Linked DNA regions of Homo sapiens: region 2 is linked to region 1. Evidence: read pairs that join two places in POLR2A ChIA-PET (ENCODE). Cell type or tissue: Panc1. All regions are shown on one strand.

Region 1 (2,500 bases):
GAGCTCCGCCCTAGCCCCGCCCCCGCCCAGTGCCCCGCCCCCTGCCTGCTGCTAGCCCTGCCCCCGCCCCGGCCCCTGCCCGCTCCGAGCTCCGCCCCGGCCCCGCCCCGGCCCCTGCCCGCTCCGAGCTCCGCCCTGGCCCCGCCCCCGCCCAGTGCCCCGCCCCCTGACTGCTGCTAGCCCTGCCCCCGCCCCGGCCCCTGCCCGCTCCGAGCTTCGCCCCGGCCCCGCCCCGGCCCCTGCCCGCTCCGAGCTCCGCCCCGGCCCCGCCCCCGCACCTTCTCGCGCAGCCGCTCGCGCAGTGCGGCCAGGTGTGCCTCGCGGATCTCCTTGCTGAGCTCCATCTTGTAGTTGAGCTTCTCCTCCGCCTGGCGGCTGAAGTTGTTATTCTCCTCCAGCGCCTTGTGCAGCACCTCGCGCTCGTGCTCGCGCCGCTCCGCCAGCTGCTTCAGCACCTGCGCCTCCTGCGTCTGTGCGGGGCCGGCGGGCGCGCGTGAGCGGCAACCCCGGGCCCTGCCCGGCCGGACTCCTCCCTGCTCTCCGCCTCCCGCCCAGCGCCCGCTCGCCTCACCTGGCGCCTCCACCTGCCCAGGCCTCGGTGGGCGCCGGGACCCCCGGGCGCTGCCCTGGGAACCCTCGCCTGCCATCCGGCCTGTGGTCGGGGCAGGGCCAGGGGGTCGCGATCCGCCGCCCCCGCCCCCGTCCCTGCCTCGCGCGCGGGTCCCGCGGTCCTGGCTGCGCCCAGGGCCCCCGCCATACCCTGCCGCCACTGCACACCCTGCCCTGCGCGTCTGCCCCTCCAAGGACCAGCAGCAAGAAACCCTAAACTTGTGGGCGGTCTCTGAGCTTTGTCTCTTCCTCGGACATCCGCCCACTGAGCAGAGTAGCTGCTTGTTACACACCGGGTTCCCAGCTCCCAATTAGGTGCCCAGGAGCGGAGGGTCCCCAGGGATGCTGGGGGAGGGGCCGGCTGGTGACCCCTGGGAGGAGAGCGGGGCAGCAGGACCCGCACCCACATGCCAGTCCCTACTAGTCAGCCCTGTGAACCCTGGTCTCTGGCCTCACCGGGAAGGGAACGGAGCCGCTTCCCCTGCCCAATGCGTTGGCCTCCAGGGTGGCACCCCCAAAAGGACATTTTTATCTCTGTTTCAGTCTCAGAGGGGCTGGTGGGAGGGGAGGCTGCAGGGAGGGGACCTGGAGCCCACACCCACCTCTCCCAGGGCCCCTCCGCCCTCCAGCAAGCCTCAGGGTCTTCACACATGAGGCCCTTCCTCCAGCTTCCCTGTCTGGGAGAGGGATGCCCCACCCGACGTCCCCAGGGCCCATCTGGGGACCACCCCCTAGCATCCTGCTGGCCCTGACAAGGGTGCCTCCCACCCTCACCAGAGGCTCCTGCTCCTTCCAGGTGGCCGCCTCGGAACCCTTCCTCCTCTCCATCCCTTTCTTTTTTTGTTCTTGTTTGTTTTTTGAAATGGAGTCTCACCCTGTCGCCCGGGCTGAGGAGTGCAGTGGCGCAGTCTCGGCTCACTGCATCCTCCACTTCTTGGGTTCAAGCAATTCCCCTGCCTCAGACTCCCTAGTAGGTGGGATTACAGGTGTGCACCACCACACCTGGCTAATTTTGTATTTTTAGTACAGATGGGGTTTCACCATGTTGGCCAGGCTGATCTTGAACTTCCAACCTCAAGTGATCTGCCTGCCTCAGCTTCCCAAAGTTCTGGGATTACAGGCGTGAGCCACCACACCCGGCCTCTCCCCATCCCATTCTTATCTCTCAGAAAGAGGCCCAGGGAGCCACAGCCCCTCCTGCTCCAGGCCAAGGCACTGACCAAGCCTGTCCGGGAGCACCCTGCTTCTTGCAGGCCCTGTCCCCGTGGGCCGCCTCCGTTGAAACTCCTGGGGGGTGGGGGATGGAGGACTCCTTGCCTTCCTCCGCTCCTCGGCTGCCTCCAGCCGCTTTTGCAGCTCCTCCAGGGAGGTGTCCTTCTTCTTGGGTGGGGAGGAGAGCATAGGGCTCTCTGGGGACAGGTCAGAAGGGGACTTGAGGATGACCTCGAAGCTCTGGCCTGAGGCCCGCTTGTCCAGCTGCTTCACCTCCATGTCTGCAGGGCAAGACCAGAGTAGAGCTTCAGAGGCCCGGCCAGGGCATGGCGTGGGCTGAGCGGGATGCTCCCAGCACACATCCAACCCCAGGGCTGGGCGAGAGGGGGTGGCTGCTCCCGCAGGAATCCCAGGCTTCAGCCCCCAGGATGGGCCCCTTCCCCCTAGAACCTCCCTCTCCAGAGGCAGCCAGGACGGGAGTTCAGAGAGACTGCCGGAGGCCGGGGGAAAAGGTGAGGTGGGCAGGCACCGCAGGGAAGGGCAGGCGGCAGCCAGGCACTCACCCCCGTACTGGTAGACGGTATTGGGGTGCGGCTGTGTGTAGAAGCAGGAGCAGATGAGCGACAGCACCGACAGCTCCTTCATCTTCTCCTTGTAGGCTGTGGGCACAAGGCTGGGC
Region 2 (2,500 bases), 180 kb after region 1:
CAGCCTTAGCGACAGAGTGAGACCCTGTCTCAAAAAAATAAATAAATAAATAAGATAAAATAAAAATAAAACAAAAATAAAAAAATTGGCCGGGTGTGGTGGTGCGTGCTTGTAGTCCCAGGTACTCAGGAGGCAGAGGTGGGAGGATCACCTTAGCCCAGGTCGAGGCCGCAGTGAGCCATGACTGTGCCACTGCACTCCAGCCTGGGCAACAGAACGAGGCCCCTTCTCAAAAAAAAATTAAATAATTCAGACCAGAAAAAAGGACAATATCCACGTCACACTGCATCCCTGACCACACACTTCCCAGAACAAGTTTTCTCGTTGTGGTGTCTTCCAATTCCTTTTCCTCTGTCCTGATTCCTGTCCTGACCTTTGTCCTCTAGGAACCTTGTGTGTGTGTGTGTGTGTGTGTGTGTGTGTTCTTTGGGACTGCTCCGTTTTCTGTTTGTAAAAGGAAATGTAAACCGTTGAATGGGCTCCCCACAGGACTAACGTAAACGACCAGATTACACTTGAGAAGTGGAGATTTTGAGTGCAGAGAGGAGGCTGTAGGCGAATCAAGGCTTCTTTAGAGACCAGAGGCTCAGGGCAGGGTCGCTGGCCAAAGTCCTCTGTTTCCTTGAATGGGTAACAAGCAGACACGTCCCACCTAAGCATCAGGGCCACCTTCGAGGTTGAGCAGCCGGCCTCCCTGAAGCATGGGAAATTCCGAGTCTTGTGGGTCTGCAGATTCCACACTGAAATGGGAGGAGGAAGAAATGGGGCTGGACCTGGACAAACAAGTGCCTTCTTCAGCCAGTCTGTCCTCCACCCCTAAAGGAGCTGAATAATCTCTACTTCTTTCGAAAATACCTAAGCTGGCTTTGAACTTGCCAAATAAAAGGATACTGCCATTCACCAGATTCAATAATTTAAATGGCATGGAAAGAGAACACCCATTTTATTCAAATAGGGCCACACCAAGACAAGAAAGACTACAGACCATGTTGTCTTGAAAGCTAATTTAGCAAATATCAGAAAAACTCACTTGGCGGTTGCCACAAAAGCCCTGAACCACGCCCTTTTTCCTGAAAGCTCAGGGTCTGCAGGACAACTCAGAGGTTCTAATCCCACCCAAAATTTCACGTGGCCAAGGAACACTTACCGCCTTCCCCCACCCCCGTTCTTCTGGGTGCTCTGAGAGGTGATGTTTCCATCACTGCACCCCCATCTCACCGTCATCAAACCCTCCCTCCCCCATCTTCCCATCACTGCACCCCCATCTCACCGTCATCAAACCCTCCCTCCCCCATCTTCCCATCACTGCACCCCCATCTCACCGTCATCAAACCCTCCCTCCCCCATCTTCCCATCACTGCACCCCCGTCTCACCGTCATCAAACCCTCCCTCCCCCATCTTCCCATCACTGCACCCCCGTCTCACCGTCATCAAACCCTCCCTCCCCCATCTTCCCATCACTGCACCCCCGTCTCACCGTCATCAAACCCTCCCTCCCCCATCTTCCCATCACTGCACCCCCGTCTCACCGTCATCAAACCCTCCCTCCCCCATCTTCCCATCACTGCACCCCCGTCTCACCGTCATCAAACCCTCCCTCCCCCATCTTCCCATCACTGCACCCCCATCTCACCATCATCAAACCCTTCCTGGCTGGGTGCAGTAGCTCATGCCTGTAATCCCAGCACTTTGGGAGACCGAGGCAGGCGGATCACTTGAGGTCAGGAGTTCAAGACCAGCCTGGCCAACATGATGAAACCCCATCTCTACTAAAAATACAAAAATTAGCCGGGCGTGGTGGCGGATGCCCATAATCCCAGCTTCTAGGGAGGCCAAGGCAGGAGATTCGCTTGAACCCGGGAGGCAGAGGTTGTAATGAGCCGAGATCTCGTCACTGCACTCCAGCCTGGGGGACAGAACAAGACTCCGTCTCAAAAAAAAAAAAAAAAACCCTCCCTCCCGCCCACCATCTCACTACCATCAAACCCCTCCCTCCCGGCTTCCCAGGGCCAGTTGTCCCCATGCTGCACAAACAGCCCTGGGCACTTTGTGTCAACAACTCTGTTTTCTGGTTCTATCCCTGCACTTGCTGTTCCTCCAACCAGAACAGCCTTGCTCCACTTCTCAGCCTCTGCAAAGCGGCTGGCTATGGCCAATGAGTGGATTATGAGTGTGTTTCTAGAAAGCCTGTGTGTCTGGATGTGCCCCTCCACAGCCCAGAAATCAACAACCAGGCCTTCGAGTTTCTTCATAACTCAGAAGCTTCTAATCTCTGTGACTTTTTGTGGGATTCTTTCAGGGAAGTCAGTTGGGAAAGCGGCGAATCAACACTGCGACAGGTAATGCTTAGCTTGGGCCGACTTCTCGTTCTTCTGCCCAGTTAAGAGCCATAGTTTTGCTCCCCATGCCCCAGCAGATAAGCAAAGCCTCTGTCCATCCGGCGGGTGACCCACACTAAGAAGACGACTTGCCCAGAGTAACGTGGGCCACGCGGTCCAG

The links. ChIA-PET counts read pairs that join two places held together with the same protein. Peaks named below come from ENCODE experiments on the same cell type or tissue, not always from the same donor. Only the 100,000 strongest peaks of a DNase experiment are listed, where the experiment ranks them.
Region 2: POLR2A ChIA-PET joins it to region 1 with 11 read pairs; 2 of 35 experiments call an interaction of 5 or more read pairs at or near these places.

The regions. Positions count from the first base shown.
Region 1 is chr20:63,641,830-63,644,329 of GRCh38, forward strand. STMN3 (stathmin 3) reads right to left here. Exons shown (of 5, transcript NM_015894.4): 2 at 2,385-2,480; 3 at 1,927-2,102; 4 at 279-470. Among named protein-coding and RNA genes, the nearest start is that of STMN3, 10 kb to the right of the region's middle. RefSeq lists silencers at 1-126, 157-356, 517-586 and enhancers at 176-914, 2,264-2,500. In Panc1, no CTCF peak of the experiment used is centred here; no DNase peak of the experiment used is centred here; H3K4me3 peaks cover 935 bases.
Region 2 is chr20:63,823,467-63,825,966 of GRCh38, forward strand. The region is part of intron 1 of ZBTB46 (zinc finger and BTB domain containing 46); the gene reads right to left. Among named protein-coding and RNA genes, the nearest start is that of ZBTB46, 6.5 kb to the right of the region's middle. In Panc1, no CTCF peak of the experiment used is centred here; no DNase peak of the experiment used is centred here; H3K27ac peaks cover 864 bases.